Linked DNA regions of Homo sapiens: region 2 is linked to region 1. A link is a loop called in an ENCODE intact Hi-C map of the cell type or tissue named here. Cell type or tissue: CD14-positive monocyte. All regions are shown on one strand. Each heading gives the region's core, and the rest is flanking DNA. Links, peaks and the distances in the headings are about the cores only.

Region 1 (8,671 bases), core at 1,724-6,723:
TTGTATTTTATGACAGTATTGGTGTATAGATGAATATATTCATATTAAATATAAAAACCTTTTCTTTGACCTAATAGTTCATTTTTTCCTTCTGATTTTAAAAGAAGTTAGGACATTTTTGTAGGCCCCTAAAGGACGGTGGCCCTAGTACTATGCTTGTGGTGCCTCATGGATGAATTGGTCCCAGATGCCACTTAAGCCTCACTGTCAAAGTGACACCTCCACTAGAGAAGGCAGTAGACGGGCAGAGCTCTGAATTCGCTGTGGCATCATATGCTGACCAGCTGGCATTAGAGATGCCAAATTTTTTTTTTGTAGACATGTATTCATGGCAGTTTTTTTTCTTATTTCTTGTAGCAGCTTAGGACTTGTCAACCCACTGCTTGTTCTGTGTTCCACACTGGTATTCAAAGATGTGAAAGCAAGAAGAAGGCTAGGATGAGCAACACAACAGAATAACTCAAGCAACAGAGCAATTCTGAAACACAAGGAAAAAGGACTTACTCATACTTCCCTCATGGATTATCTGAGAATTGAATGAAAACAATCAGTAATGTATTCAATTCATAACAAATGTCACCAGTGAAAAGAACAGAGAACTGACAAAAGCTAAAACTACACAAAGTGAGATTTGCTCATGCATTAATGTAAACAGGAAAAAATAAAATCCTGGAGAATTTTAGATCTGCAAAATTTGATACAAGAAAGTTGGATTTTGTAAGAGTAAAATAAAAAGATACAGAACAAAATTCACACTGACAAAACTACAAAATATGACAAATCAGTAATCTAAATCTTGAAAAGGTGAAAAGATAAAATGACAAATCATACTAATTCAAATAACTTTTCAAACACAAATACAAGACAGAAAAACATAACCAGGCCAGATGTGGTGGCTCAGGCCTGTAATCCCAGCACTTTGGAAGGCCAAGGCAGGCAGATCACCTGAGGTCAGGAGTTCAAGACCAGCCTGGCCAACATGGTGAAACCCTATCTTTACTAAAAATGCAAAAATTAGCCAGGCGTGGTGGTAATTGCCTGTAATCCCAGCTGCTTGGGAGGCTGAGGCAAGAGAATAACCTGAACCCAGGAGGCAGAGGTTGCAGTGAGCCAAGATTGTGCCACTGCACTGCAGCCTGAGCGACAGAGTGAGACTCCATCTAGATAAAAAAACAAAAAACAAAAAACATAACCACATCGTATAGAAAATGGGCCATATAATTAAAGTATGGGTAGTAAAATTCACTTGGAAAAATTAATCAATGTGCATAAAATCCTAGTGAAAATGGTGGTCATAACATGTACCTAATATATCCTTATAATTAAAATGATAGAATTAATAAAAATTCTGAGTTAAAATTGTATAAAGAGATATTGCATGTCCTGAAAGTCAGTGCAGTTACAAGTTATTAAAGTAATTTAGTTTTAAAGCCTAGTTTTCTGAAATACAGGTTTAAAATTTTAATTTAGGTATCCGTGTACATTTACCATCACTACTGCATAGGAATAGTCTTGAAGGATAGCCCCTAACAGATACCAGAGGTTGCCTCTGGGGAGGGATGTAGATCCACGTGAGATAAAGGTTATGAAGGAAGAATTTTCGTTTTATATTTTGTATAAGGTATTATTCATCCCACCAGACAGCTAGTACCAAAAAGAGGCATATTCTATCTTTTTAATCAATCTCTTGTTGCCCTGCACATGGCTGTTCCTGCTTTTCCACCCAGCAGTATCTTGTGTCTTCATCACTTCCCTTCAATGCTTTACAAACTTACTCTCCTTCATTTTCTGAAGTTGCAGTCAGCTTCCCATTGGTGCTGTCTTTCCCCTTCCTCATATGAGAGCATCCATTTTGATTTACAGCTGGAACAATATATACATCTCTGTGTAATAAATAGGACAAGAATTATCCCAACTTACAGATGGGCGAGTGCTTCAAGTAGGCAACTTCCTAAGTGGGCAAGTTTAGAATACGTCTTTCAAGGTTATCCAAGGTTGTCCAAGTAAGTTCACAACCACATTCCCAGCTCAGAGGTCCCTTTATGGAGATTACACTTCTGAGCCTTTAACCTTGTAGGCATTAGCACAATGTTCTACTTAAAAGAAGACAGATCCTAGGTCTACCCCCAGATCAAACACCTGCAATAGGTTTCCATTGCCTCATTAAAACAGTCCAACTACAGATATGTAGGGAAAATGGGGACTTAGAATCAGAAGAATTTGGAGAAAATTATTCATGTTGCAAAACTCATTGTTTTCTAAAGAATTCCTTTACATCTTCAACTTCCTGTTGAAGCTATGTGATTATTTTGTGGTTCACTAATTATAAAAGTATAATGTAGTCAGAGATGACAGAGAGAGTAAAGAGAACACAATCCTTTCCCATTTTTAATATTTGAAGTTTATTTTTAGTGTGTGTGTGTGTGTGTGTGTGTGTGTGTGTGTGTAAAATAGAGATGGGGTCTTGCTATGTGCTCAGGGTGGTCTCAAACTCCTGGCCTCAAGTGATCCTCCTGCCTCAACCTCCTGAGCATCTGGGATTACAGGTATAAGCCACAGTGCCCAGCTTCCTTTCCTGTTTCTGAAGATGATGTGGAAGAAGTCGGCCTCTAAATGAAATGAAACGCCAATGCTCTAAGACTTAAGACTGCCAGGAAGTCTCATAGCTCTGCAGTCTAGAGACCAGCTGGTCCAGCACCCACTCTGCCTTCCACTCTGCTTTTTCTCCACACCCTGGTCACTTCCATGGAACCTCCTTAAGTGTGCTGGTCAGGCCCTGGAGTGGGTGACAGAATGCTGGATGATGAGTCTGTGCCTAAATCCATGTTTAGCTGGTGGAGTTGCCAGCTCCTTTCAGTCTAGGAAAAGTCAAAAGCCACTTTGGGTTAGATACCTTCTGTTCTTCATGAGTCCCTTGGCTGAACCTTCTCAGTTGAGCAAGTGCAAGGTGAGCACACGCTGTTTGCCCTTTTCTGTCACCTGTCTTAGTTCCTTGCCCTTTTCCATCACCTTAGTTTTCTGTTAGTACACAAAGCTCAGAGACGAAGTGAAGAAGTTTGCAGAAAGAGTTCTGAAGTCTTGTGAGGGAAAAGATTCTAGACCCCCAGCCATTCCTTCTCTGCATTTGGAGTTTGGGAAACCTGTCCTGGTAGAGCAGAGTTGCCCCATCTGATAATTCTATATGTTCAAGTGAGAGAGTATCTAGAGCAGCAGTCTCCAGCCTTTTTGGCACCAGGGGCCAGTTTCGTGGAAGGCAATTTTTCCATGGACCCGGGGTGGGGAGATGGTTTCAGGATGATTCAAGTGCATTCTGGTTTATTGTACACTTTATTTCCATTATTATTACATTGTGATATATAATGAAACAATTATACAATCTGACATAATGTAGAATCAGTGGGAGCCCTGAGCTTGTTTTCCTGCAACTAGGTGGTCCCATGTCGGGGTGATGGGAGACAGTGACAGATCATCAGGCATTAGACTCTCATGAGGAGCATGCAACCGAGATCCCTCGCATACACAGTTCACAATAGGGTTTGCACTCCTATGAGAATCTAATGCTGCCTGCTGATCTGACAGGAGTCAGGGCTCAGGTGGTAATGCAAGCTATGAGGAGCAGCTGTAAATACAGATGAAGCTTCTCTCACTCACCTGTCACTCACCTCCTGCTGTGTGGCCCAGTTCCTAACAGGCCACAGACCAGTACCAGTCTGTGGCCCTGGGGTTGGGGGCTCCTGGTCTGGAGAGTATAGAGTAAACTCTAACAGGAGTGCAGAGGCTGACCATGGCACTTTGGGATGCTGTGGGGTGGAGAGCCTTGCTTTTACCTCAAAATATAAAATTGTATGCCCCAGTTAATCTGAGTAGGAATAATATCATTGGCTCCCTTTAGCATAGCTGTGATAGGCTGAGAGCACTCTCAGAATTTAATTAATTCTCAAGGAAAATCAATGGGGGAGAAACACAGATATATAAGATAGGATTCAATTTCCAAAGATTACCTTCTGATCTGGTCACATCAGGTGCTTCCAGGCCTTAAAGGCCTTATCATCTTTTCAAAGTCACATTGTCTTGACATGCCTGTATCCTATCCCGCATCGCTATAATTTTGTGGAACCTCATCTGTGACTCTACTTCCTAAGTCTGAGCATGTTTATGACTAGAGAGTACCAGGTTAACAGCAATTTTTCAAGAGCTATCTCAGAAACAACTGGAAGCTTCTGAAATCAGGGCAAAGAAATTCCAGTTCCCCATTGTCCTCCACCTAGGGCTCTCCTTCTGAGTTCAGTTTTCATATGACTCTTTCCCAGGTGTCTTTTTAATTACCGTAACGTTCATATAACAAGACTTCTGCCCTGAAAAGATCCTTAGAGTCTGTCAATTCCAATCTGTTCCCTTTACAGAAGAAGAAATGTTACAGAGAGATAGAGATAAGAGAAAATGCAGTGAAGAATCCATACCCTTTTGTATCTTTAGGGCAAAGCATTACAGCAAACATAGGGAAATGAATAGAAAATTATAGACACTTTGGAGATGTCATAGTCTAGAATGAAAATTCCATGAGCCATCTGGCCTCTTCATTGCTGTGTCTCTTGTTCCTCTCTCATGCTAGAAACTCAAGACATTTTGTATTATTGAAACTGTGACCCAAACAGTTAAAGAAACCAGTGACTAGATAAGAAAAGAAAAAACTTGCTGAAATGCGGAAACTCCCTCTGCTTGCAACATAACAAACCTAGCTGAAATCAGTTGGAACCAATATGGCCAAATGGAGTCAGTGCAGAACGAGCTTGCTGATGTCACAACCCAAATTTCCACTGCATGTTTCACACTAACTTCCCCCAAATTTGCAACATGTGACCCATGAGGAAGCGTGCAGAGATAACTGTGTGTGCCAAGGATTTTCTGGATCTCCCCTTTCCTTCCACCAATCACCAGTTAATCTCAGAATCCACCCCTAACCCTTTTCTAATAAAAATACTGCCTTAAAGTCAGCACAAGGAGACAGATTTGAGCTGAACTTCTGTCCCCTTGTTGGTCGACCTACAATAAAAAGCTTTTATTTTCTCAAAACCCCAGTGTCATAGTATTGGTTTCTAGCACTTCAGGCAGCAAGGCCTTTTGCTTGGTAACAATATGAATAAATGTCAAACTTTGTTTAAGTAAATTACCCACATAGATACCTAATTGTGGAGACAAGCAGAATGAGTATGTAAATTACCCTGGCCTGAGAGCTTTCTCTGGGTTGCCTGGCAACCAAGGTAGCCTGAAAGCCCCACCTCTCCTAGGAGAGGCTACAAGTTCTCATAGGACCAGGGACATTCCTTTCTCCAGTGGGAGTGGCTGTCTCAAACTAACTTCCCACAGGTTTAGGACCCCTAAAGCCTCCAGGTGCTGAGCCTCTGGCATTTCCTAGCAATCCCCTAAACAGCTAGAACCTAAGCTCAGGCAGCTTAGTAGCTGAGCCCAAAATATTGATTTTCTCAGACTGCTCTCACACCAAGAGGCTGTAATTCAGAGACAGACCCCACTCCTATAACGATGGAAAACAACAGGAAGTGGGATGTCTCCCTTGCCGCAAGGCCCCTCAGTGTGTTTGTCGCTGCTCTGGCCATAGTCCGCCTCTCTGGGGATGCCAACACAAGAAAGGACACATCACCTGCGGACCTATTTGTGAGTTTCAGTCTGCTCGCTGCTGGTTACCCACCCCTTGCACCAATTCACAACACCACGAGTTAGAATAGAATCATTGTCATGTTTAGAACCTGAAGCTATTCTCATTGTACCAATGTGGTAACTGAGGACCAAATAAATTGAGTGCCGGTCGTAAGTCATGTGGTAACTAATGACAATCAGGAGTATATCCCAAGCCTCCTGGGTGCTTCCTCAGATCAGTTATTTGGTCACTTAGGGTGAAAAAGGGTGATTAATGCATGTATTAGGGCTTATGGGGTGGAAGGACCTAGACATAAGCTTTTGGAACTGCAATAGCCCTCCCATAGATCATGGGAAGTCTATTACCCTCCCAAGGATTTCTGCAAACTCCTTATGGGCTGTATTTTCAGAATAATCTTCAGTATCCATTTCTGCTGATTAGATCTGTTTCTGCTGATTAGAGAACTCGGTATTCAAATTTCCAGTGGTCTCATAAATACAATTTTTAAAGTTCAGTTTCTTTGAAACGGGATTCAAATAAACCAAACTTTAAAAATTATATTTGTGAGATCACTGGAAATCTTGTGACTAGTGGATATGTTCCTAAGTCTTTATTAATTAATAAGTTCTATTTCCACCTCTTGTTATGTAGTCCTTTCAATTTATCTGTTGAATAAGCCAAGGTTTCCCACAGTTTGGATTTTGTCAATTGTATCCTTGTGGCATTAATTAATATGGTTCTCTGTTAATTCATTAGGGATTTTTTAAATGGTGTTAGTCTATGTTACTTCTTCATTTATTAGCCAGAATAATAACTTCTATAAAGAGAAACTTTCCCTGATTGACCGTTATGTTATTCAGAGCTGTTTCTAATGGGGAAGACAGGATAGGTGCTTGATTCTCTCCCTTAATTTGTCTGTTTTCAATAATGAAAAATATTTGAAGATAACTACTGAGTTTTTTTAAAAAAATTATGAAGTCATGAATTTAAATATATTTTGCATCTTTTAGCTAATTGCAGTCTTTGTGCTATTTTTTTTTTTTTTTTGAGATGGAGTCTTGCTCTGTTGCCCAGGCTGGAGTGCAGTGGCATGATCTCGGCTCACTGCAAGCTCCGCCTGCCAGGTTCACGCCATTCTCCTGCCTCAGCCTCCCGAATAGCTGGGACCACAGGCACCCGCCACCACGCCAGGCTAATTTTTTTGTATTTTTAGTAGAGACGGGGTTTCACTGTGTTAGCCAGGATGATCTCGATCTCCTGACCTCGTGATCCACCCACCTCGGCCTCCCAAAGTGCTGGGATTACAGGCGTGAGCCACTGCGCCCGGCCGTCTTTGTTCTTTTGAATGCATAAATGTCACATCTTTGGCCAGTGGGAGCCTATTTGAGTTGGCTTTTGAATCATTTGATTCATCTTGTGTATTTCAGATCTAGAATCATATTTCTCTTGAGAATCTTGGTTTCTTTTACTGAAAAATGGTATGTGGGCCACAGTCTAGAAACTGGGAGCATTCATTGTTACTAGGTTGTTCATTGTTTCTTGGGATTTTTTTTAGCATGAAATATATTGAGAGTTCATATTGAGACTTCCAGTGCAAATTTAGTTCTGTAGAGTCTTATTTTTTTTATCTTCCATCTATATCTCCTTTCTCTGTGCTAAGTATCTAAGTTTTCTATGACAGTGGGATTGATGGAATTAGAATATCATATAATTACCCACCCATTTTTTCTATCTTACCATGTCTCTGAAACAGTTTTAGAATAACAATACCAAAACTACTACCAACACTATGATTTCTGAAAACAGTTTAAGATTTTCTTTTCTTTTTTTTTTTTTGTAGTTGTTTTGACTGTAGGATATATCCCAATTACCGATTTTTTTTTTTTTTTTCAGAGACAGAGGCTCACTGTCATCCAAGCTGGAGTGCAGTGGCAAGAACATACCAGTTACTGAATTTTAAAATCACTTGAAATAGTTCTTTTATTTTGAGTCAAGTTGGCAACCAAGGTAGGCTTGACCACAAAGAAAAGAATTATTCCAAGTGACAACATTTAGATTTAAGCTCAGAGGCTCCATTTTATTTTCTATGCTTTGGGATTGCTTTTTATAAATTTTTTATTTTGCTTTATAGAATTATGAGAAATTAATGGATAAAAATCTTTACATGTAGAAATGCTAAGTTACTCCTGTGATATCTAAAAGTCTGATAATGCCCAAAAGGATGATTACATGCTGGAAAATTCTTCCTATTTTGAGAACACATGTTGAACATGTGATAGATGCAAAGATCCAATTGATTATTTCTCTTTGTGTATATGATGTTGCCCTGATTGCCCTCAAACTGTTTTACATTAGAGAGGTTTGCTTTCTATAACAGACATACCAGATCCCTTGAAGGGGTAGGGTATCATTGATGTTGTGCCATCAAAAGACATATGCCTAATGGGGAAGAGAGTGAATGAGGGCACACAGTGGTGAGAACCTGTCATGTGTGCTAGATATCATTAAAGTCTCACAATTGAATATTTTAAAAAAAGTAAATACTGCATTCTGCTCCATAATAATATGCATATTATATAAAGATAAAAAATTGCTTTTTAAATAACTTGCCATCACAAAAATGGGCACAACAGGAAGCTGCATCATGTTTGAGGTGCAGCTTTCAGTCCTTTATGACATAGCACTTAATATCCCTCAGTTAGGAGACATACGCAGTGGGCTATCAGGACTGCTTCATCACATAGTGCTCTAACATATTTCTGGAATAACTTGAAAGCATTTCTGAATAATTTAAATTATCTTTCATTTTCAAATTGATTCAGAAGATCTCCTTTTTCCTGTCATTTGGAAACATCTTGAATTTGGAATCTTGCGTCGAGTTTGATAGGGGCTGGGTGGGAGAAGGGCAGACAAGAAGAAGAAAGTGTATCTTTCCTGCCCTCAACTTTCCTGGAAGCTTTTCTTGGTCTGTTTATTGCTGTCTTGGAGTTCAGGCAGCCCTGACCTTATGAACAT
Region 2 (8,671 bases), core at 1,768-6,767, 78 kb after region 1:
TCCAGAATATGGAGGACTATGATGCAACTGGTAGTAAGTCACCAACAGACACTGGCTGAGTGAGATTTTCTTTAATACCGAAGGCATTAAACATCATAGAGGCAACTAAACAAAGCAGAAAACCTCATAGCGTGCTCTTGGTTGTAGGTACTGATTTGAGTGCTTATGAGGATTTACAGCTGCAAATAATAACAACTATCTGGAATTAGGCCTTTAGCAGGCATGAGAAGCTATTTTGTTCCATGTGCACAGGTTTTTTACAACCTCCACATCCTACCCTTATGCTATCTAAAATGATTCTAAGGTCTATAGCTATATATTTACCCCAGCACATTTCTGAGGATTGATTGTGAGATTGGATGAATCAGTTGTCAGTTTTCTAGGTGCACTGTCATTCAGCAGGTCTAGGCTTCAGGCATGCATGAGGTTTTTCTTGCAGAGGGGAAGAGTGAGAAAGTGAGGATAAATCTCCTGAAGCAAAGAAGCCTTAGAGAGGACACAGTAAGAACTAGAAGGGCAAATGTCTCAGAGGCCAGTTAAGTATCAGAAAATGAGGAAAGCAGGCTCAGTGCACAGTAATAGGGAGTAGTGAGGACTGTGGCAAAAAGGCCAGCACATTCCCTGTCTGAAAGTGGCAGCAGCTACTCAGCTCAGCCAAGTACAGTAGTATCCCTTTATCTACCGAGATATATTCCAAGACACTCCCCTCCCAGTGGATGCCTGAAACCATGGGTAATACAGAACTCTATATATACTATGGCTTTTTTTTCCATCTAATAACTGAGACAGCTACTAAGTGACCAATGGGCAGGTAGCATCTATGCTGAACAAAGGGGTGATTCACATCCCAGGCAACACAGAGTGGGACTCAGAGATTTCATTACCCAGAACAGTGTGCAATTTAAACCATATACATTGTTTATTTCTGGCACTTTCCACTTAATATTTTCAGACTATGGTTGATCACAGGTAGCTCAAACTGCAGAAAGTGAAACTGTGGATAAGGGGGTACTAGTTTTACCATTTGGGAATGTGGCCCATTGCTTTCAGAGAATCAGCAATTTCGTTAGTTGAAAATACAAATTTCTGTGGGTAGTTTTCTAATTTTCAAATGTTAGTAGCTAATTTACAATTATCTAAAATACTATGTGGGCTAATTTGTGAGCTTTGCCTTAATGTTTGTAAGACTAATTGTCACTGGAAATGGAATTCTGCCTGCCTGTGACCCCTGAGTGATAGAAATAGAAGCCATAAGTGGCAGTTACAGAGAAATAGGCCTTGGTCCAAAATAAGAACACATTTTCTAATAATATTATTCAAAGGCAGAGTGTTCTTCTCTAGGGCATGAGTTGCTCATTTCTATAGATGTTCAAGTATCAATTGGTTGGCATCTTTGCCAGAACTGTGTAAAGGAAGACCAGGCATCAGATAGATGGGATGTTAGACTTCACATCTCCCTTTCAAACCTGAGCTCCTTTGAATCAAAAGCACTACTTTTTCACAAAGGTTTCAATTCAAGCTGGACTGGGCATTCAGAATGAGCCTTTTGGTTTTACTTTCTGTGTCATACGTAGAACACATGTGTGTCTCTTCTGGTCTGTAAATATAGGATGGGACTGAGATGCCTTTTTCAAGGGAAAATGTTTCAAAGGCTGATTATTACTATTTTAGACTTTCTATCTCTTGGGTTTGCCTTGCCCTGAGTTGGCCTGTGTTTCTTCAAATCCACTCAGCAAGGTTCAACTTGGTTTGGCTGTGTCTCTGCTGGTATTATTTTCTATGGAAATAAATGCACACAGACTCTGATAATTTATATACATTCAGATGTAACCATAAGGAGAAACCAACACTTTACTATATATTTTTAAATTTCCATAAATCTGGGATCTGGAAATGAACAATTTTTCTTCTGAACACACAAAATTGGCAAAAATACCAAATTTGCCAATATTGGTATTTTCTGTACCCTCAAAAATATTGAGTATATCAATATAACAATGAAAATGTGAACATTTAAGCAAAAACAATTTGGCCAATTAAACCAGATATACCAATTAATTCAATGACAAAAATAAGTCAAAGAACTCAGCTTTGGCACATGGAGGCATTCAAGACACCAGCATCTGTTTTATTTTTGACAGCAGCGTCTGGTCCTTATATATTCATCTAACACTTTCAGTAGATCTTGACTTCGGTATGAAACTTGCTCACATTTTCAGATCTACAAAGGACAGATTTTAACCATTATTCTGAAAATGCTTTCCTTTCCATAAGAAAATGAAGAAAAAAGCCTGCTTTATATTAAAATGCTTATTTTAGCCATGAAGATAAGCCCTAGCCATTCTCAGATGCTGAAATACTTTGGTTTGGAAGATCTTTACTGCATGGTTCTTGGCCTGGAGCCTTATCACGCTAGAGAATCCAATCCACGTGAATGTTCTGTTTTTCAATCATTTGTTTGCAAAGTCTAATCTGGAAGGGGAATTAATATTATTAAGGACATTTTATGTGCAAGGGCTGTGCCAGGCATTTAACAAGTATTATCTTGTTTAACCCTCACAATGACCCAGTGGCGGGGGCGGGGGGCATTACTACCTATACCTACATGAGAAAGCAGGCTCTGGAGCATCAGAATCAAATCAGAGCCTGGGACTCAGGGCAGCCAGCTCCAAGGTCACACAGGATTTTTTTTTTTTTTTTCTGCGTAAGAAAAATATTGGGGAAAGGAGAAGAGAAATCCATTGTAAACTTAGGTAATCCAAAATTAAATTTCAGGGACCATTTATGAAACTATCTCTTTGAATCGTAATTCCAGTTACACATTAAATTTAACTGTAGGGAGACCTGAGTACAAACATTCATTGATTAGCCTTACAGTAAATTTGTGAGATCAAAACTTCCTAAATCCTATTGCAGATGGTACTAGCCACTGACTTTGACTTTCAGCTGTTAGACTGATCATTAGCAAACAACTTCTGGGCCAAGTGCCCACATCAGTTTTGAGGGAACTTTGGGATTTTTCTTTGCTTTGATTTGTAACAATCTATGTACGCCTTCTTTGGTAACCCTGATGAGAGCTCAAAGTAGGACTTTAAGCAGATATCCTAAGGCCAATATCCCAATTCTGCGTTTGTTTTTTTCCTTGAGGTTTAAACAGTATGTTGAATCAACATTCTATCAAGAGCTTTTTTAGTGCTTTTACCAAGAAGTTGTTAGTGAGAGCTGCATTCAGTTCAACTTTCTTTCTCGGTTCCTTTCCCTACCCTGGTTTAGTGTGTTGAAAAATCCTTTTGCATCAGCATTTATGCAGCATATAATTTTTTTACTCTCATCCAACAGGCACATTTGGATTTACTATTTCACTTGAACAGTTGGTGTTTACTGGCAGCAACAAGAACAAAATTTATAGCAGCAAATGGAAGCTGAACTCGCATGCTGGCTTTGCACTGAAGAACTTTGTGTTTGCCATTTCCTAATTGTGAAAACAATATGTCCAAGATTTTGCAGTCATCAGCATTCTGATGTAACGACTTCCATCTGGTCAAAGGAAGAAATTCAGAACCTCTATCTCCTTTTGAATTCTACTTCAGTGCAAAGGTAACTGGCTTAGGAGAATGTTGGAAGACAAGAAATTCAGACAATACATTCTGAAAAGCGACTATAACATCCACTTTTCCAGGGGATAATTTTCCTGAAGAGCAAACAGGGGTAGGGAATTTGTCACGATCTTCTTAATGGAAGCGGCTCTAATTGGAGCAAGATGACAGGATTACTTGGAGGTGAGAGAGGATAAAGAAAGCAGGATGATTTGTGGCGCGTTCCAATCGGAGGTAATAAGAAGTCAGAGATCCACAGAGACCATGCAATTGGAGACCAATACGAAGGCAATGGAGGCCAACAACGTGGTAATAAGAAGTGGTTTAACATCCCATCTCATCCCATCTGGCATTCAGAATTTGGCACTGGTTATTGAAATATGAAGCTCCTGATGGTCCTCACACTCCTACAGTGACCTTCTTCACTCATTAGCCAGGAGTTGAAGCTGAAAGAAATGTAGCATAATATCTCAAATGCTTGCTTTGCATTTTTTATATTCATTGATTCAACAATTATTTACTGAGCACTATATTGCATTTTAGGAATGGCATTAGGTACTGGAGATATGGGCTAACACACATTTCTTGGCTACCCATTATAGATAATTACATGAGAAACACAAAATATGCATAGAAGGACCCTAATTTCGAGTCAAACAACCCAGGAAGAAGACTTCTCTATAGCTATCTTTATACTTTATATTAATCTTTTTCTTTGTATTTTATGTTCATCTTCTTCTTCCTGAAATGAGAAGGGAAGGAAAATAGAATTCTAGAAATAACCTTACAGCTGCCCTTCACTCTATGGAAAAAGTGAGCTCTTGACAGGAAAGGGGTTCTATCCATGATCTTACAATTCCTAAACAGCAACAGCATCATGGACGTATTTGTTCCTGGCGTCATAAGCCTGCATACGGTAGGCATTCAGTTAATAGGTACTGATTGGTCTAACAGAGGAAGCTGGGCTTGATTATAAAATAAACTAGGCTATGAAATCATGCCTCCTAAAAGCTCATTAAAGGCAGCAACACGGGATGGGGACTGTAAGGAAGTTGTCTCCCACCTGCCTCCCTCCTCAGACACACATCATTCCGCAGATGTGAAAACGACCCAGACTCTGCCCGCATGTGGCCTCCCGGACCGGGCAGTAGGGCCTTGCCCCTACCCTCATGAAGACTGTCGGCTGTGTTACAGAACTGCTGCTCTGTCTCTGACTCCCCTCACTCCCATGCTCTGTTGGAAACTCAAGTTGTGAAACCACAAAACACAGAAAGGAAGTGGTCAACTATTGCACATACTCAAGCTATGTAGTCTCAGTTTATTCCATTCTTGCAGGATCATTGTAGGAAGGCATAAGAGTCCTGCTTACTGGTGAGCCACTGAACACAAACTCCCTTCTCACCTCTGCCTTGGATCCCGCCATGCCTGAGGTCTAGGGCTAGAAGCGTTGTTTCATCCACATTAATTCCGGTCTTGGGCAACGTGGCTATTTTCTGACCTGTCTGTCTTCCCACCCTAGTGGTGAATTCTCTTTCTGGGATCTCAACTCCTTCTCCTGTCACCCAGCTTTTTCCGAGCAACCCCAGTCCATCTGGCATATCATTAGAATGTTAAACCTAAAACGGTAAGCCATTCTGTGAATACCTTTAAGTAACAGGATATTAAAATGAGACTTTTCCTGTTTTCTCAGTGCTAGCTGACATCTTTGAGCTGAGAAAAAAAAATATTGTTAAAAATGCTCATCTATTCTCAGGAGATGTCATCTGCTAAGGAGTGACCAAAAAAATGGTCCAATAACCCTGAAACCATCGCTCAAATCTTAGCTACGCAAGGGGAGACTTGTAAATTAATGAGGACGGCAAGGATTTCATGAGACAGAGCTTTCAGGCTGCTAAAATGCTTCCTCCTCCCTTCTCATGTGTTTTCCCCTCATCTTACGCAAATAAGAGGGGGCCTTCAGAGAATTACTTGGAGAGCTGACCTAGGACCCCTAGGCTTTGGGGAACATAGAATGTATTAGTGTCTATTGCTGCTGAAACAAATTAGCACACATTTAACAGCTTAAAAATAGCAAAATTACTACCTCACAGTTCTGTAGGTTAGAAGTCCAGTGGGCGCGGCTGGTGTGTGGGCTTCAAGCCTCACAGGGCTGAAATCAAGGTGTTGGCCAGGCTGTACTCCCTCCTAGAGGCTCTAATGAAGCATCTGTTTCCAGGCCTCTGCGCCTTGTTGGCGGAATTCAGTTCAATTTGCCTGATGGACTGAGGTCCCTGCTTCCCTGCGGGCTGTCGGCGGGAACTGCCACTGGCTCCTTGCAGCCTCTCTCTGATTCTTGCACAAGGGCACCTACATCTCAGAGCCAGCGAGAGTGTGAGTGTGTGGAATCCTTCTCACGAGGCCTCATCTCTCTGACTTTCGTCGGGAAATGTTCTCTGCTTTTAAAGGATCATGTAATTATTTTGAGCCTACCCGATAATCCAGGATAATCCCCTCATCTAAAAATCTGTTACCTTAACCACATCTGCAAAGTCCCTGTTGCCGTGTAATGTAAGCTATTCACAGGTTCTGGGGATTAGGAAAAGGACATCTTTGGTGGGGGCCTTATTCAGCCTACCACATAGAGATTAGTACCTGAAAAGCCAGCAGGTGAGAAGCTAGACAGAGCAGCCGGTGGCAGCTAAAGGAGAAAGGGGGCGAGAGCTGGAGAAGTCGCACTTCCGCCGATGGCGCAGCAAAGGGGATGTTGCCCTGGAGGACTCAGGGAACGGAACTGGGCTATCAGCCGAGAATGGGGCTCCACTCAAAAGGAGGAACCAACAGGAGACACAAGGAACCCCAGCAGGAAGAAGTCGGAGATGGAGGAGGGGAAGTCATAGCTGGAGGAGACGTGTGTTAGGAAGCTACAATGGCAGCTCCCTAGTGGAGGTGTTTCGGAAAAACTCCGAAGATTCCACTTGAGAAAATCATCGGCCTTCAGACAACGTCTATGCCAGATAATGCTACCAAATCACAACCTTGCCTTTCCTCCCTACTGCTGTTCTGATGTGGGAGGACCCAAAGGCAGCAGAAGAGCCAAAGAAGAGTAGCAGAAAGGTAAGTTTGGCTGTCATGCCCTGGCACACCTTGCTGCTACCCTGCAGCTCCCTGCCACCTGGCCATGCACTGCTTCCCCTCCACACCCTGCTGAGGCAGGTCTGGGCTGGGGACACAGGAAGCTTTGATGTTAGACTGAACTGGACCTTCAAGATCTCAAAACACAAAGTATTTGTTAGTAACTGAAAGGTGGCATAAATGTTAGATCAACCTAGGATTTTATCACCAAATAAGGAAACAAGTTCACTGGGCAGTTCTAAGAAAGAATAGAATTGCTTCCTGCTTGGTCTTTTTTGTTTAATAGACCAGATTCACAAATGCCCCAACCCTTCTCTAGCAATGTGTAGGTTCTGATCACCAAGGGCTATCTCAAGAGAAGGGCCAAACATCTCCATTAACAGGAACTCAAGCCCTTGTTTCATTGAAATGTTTGGTTACAGCTTAATGACCACAGTTGCAAAGCCAGAATATTGAGTTTTTATATGCTATATTATTTACATGGAATAATGCCCTCTTGGTACCATATTGAACATAGTAAATTCTCTGTTAATTGACACTATACAGAAAGAGTACTTTGACTGATCGAGGAAGGCTAATGTTTTTTGATCTCTAATCCTTGGGCTACCTTTTCCGTGATGTCACGGAAAGAGCATTAGACTAGTTATTGTTCTAGAACTGGGACTCTCACTAACTATATACACGTGGGCAGATCATTTTACATTTTTGAGCATTGGTTTCTTCATGTGTAAGGTGGTAACAACAATGTCTCCCCTGCCTTGTTCATAGGATTGTAGGGAGAATCAAATGACATAATGGTCATGAAAATATATTTCTAAGTTGTAATCTGTATATGTAATAAGGTGTTACTAGTAATTGAACATTTATATATATTCTGTAACAGGTTGTAAACTTTTAAAAGAGATCTAGTACACCAGGCTTAATGGACTATTTTTTGAAAGACACATCAAAAACTGTTGACAATAATTGCCTCTAGGTAGAGACATGAGAGTGATGGGAAGGAGGCAGACTTATTTTTCACTCAATTTCCTTTTGTATCTCTTGAATTAATACTATATATACACATGACGCATTTAATTTAAACCAATACAATTCAATAACTATTTGAGAAGTTAAAGAAAAAAGATATATTTATTCTGAATAATAAATTGAAAATAATCTAATCTTTCTGTAAAATGGCTTTTTAGGATCTTTAATACTTTAGCTTTAAGTGAGATGATTTAGTTGATGCAACCAGCACAGAACTTGGCACACAGTGGGTATTCAAAAAGTGGTAGAGCCCTTTGCCTTGAGGCCATCATATGACTATCCACTCCCAGTGAATTTGCTATATACAAGGATATAGTTAATGGGATGCTGGATATTAGAAAGTTTATTGGATTTTACCAGGATGCTGGACACAGATGGTAAGTGGAAAATGCCAGAAAGTTGATGAATCATCTGGTAAACTAGTGGAAAAGGTAAATGGAGCCAGAAAGAGGCCAGAGAGGGCAAGGAAACAGAACAGGTCTGGAGAAAGGCAACTACACTCATTGTATCATGTAACCCACTTTTCAGTTGCTGATGTTTCCAAAATGGTAAGTACATTTTGCAAACTGGAGTTATTCTGATCTTCATGCTATTAAATGCTTATTAATTAACAAATAGCGTGAAGTCTCATTAGCTAGGCTGTGGGTTTTTTTTTTTTTCAAATTTAGGATTTCTCTTCATTTTATGGTAAGGAGCAGGGAGTCCATAAATCAGAACACTTTATGAGAAGTTCTAACACCTAGCCCTAATGCCAAGACTGAGAATCTGATAGCATAGCTATTAAAAATTAAGACCCCTGAAAGACTTCCATTTCTGCTAACAGCAATGCCCAAGGCAGCCAGACACTATGTCTCCCTTTCTGTTTTAATGTAGTTGCATCAATTCTGCTATTCTGTTATAAAGCAAGCACCTAGAATGACATTTACAAAGCAGGC

The links. Hi-C counts contacts between places; a loop is a spot of excess contacts. Peaks named below come from ENCODE experiments on the same cell type or tissue, not always from the same donor. Only the 100,000 strongest peaks of a DNase experiment are listed, where the experiment ranks them.
Region 2: a loop joins it to region 1, with 2.9 times the contacts of the local background. A loop is called at or near these places in 3 of 110 quality-filtered maps.

What each region holds. Positions count from the first base shown.
Region 1 is chr13:50,630,920-50,639,590 of GRCh38, forward strand. No RefSeq gene overlaps it. Among named protein-coding and RNA genes, the nearest start is that of DLEU1-AS1, 110 kb to the left of the region's middle. RefSeq lists enhancers at 4,558-4,757, 5,154-5,448 and a silencer at 5,154-5,448. In CD14-positive monocyte, for the core only: no CTCF peak of the experiment used is centred there; DNase peaks (open chromatin) are centred at 1,792, 4,202, 4,812 and 5,272; H3K27ac peaks cover 4,494 bases.
Region 2 is chr13:50,709,199-50,717,869 of GRCh38, forward strand. It overlaps a transcript of DLEU7 not described here. Among named protein-coding and RNA genes, the nearest start is that of DLEU7-AS1, 94 kb to the right of the region's middle. In CD14-positive monocyte, for the core only: no CTCF peak of the experiment used is centred there; DNase peaks (open chromatin) are centred at 4,883, 5,493, 5,933 and 6,393; H3K4me3 peaks cover 3,829 bases; H3K27ac peaks cover 3,987 bases.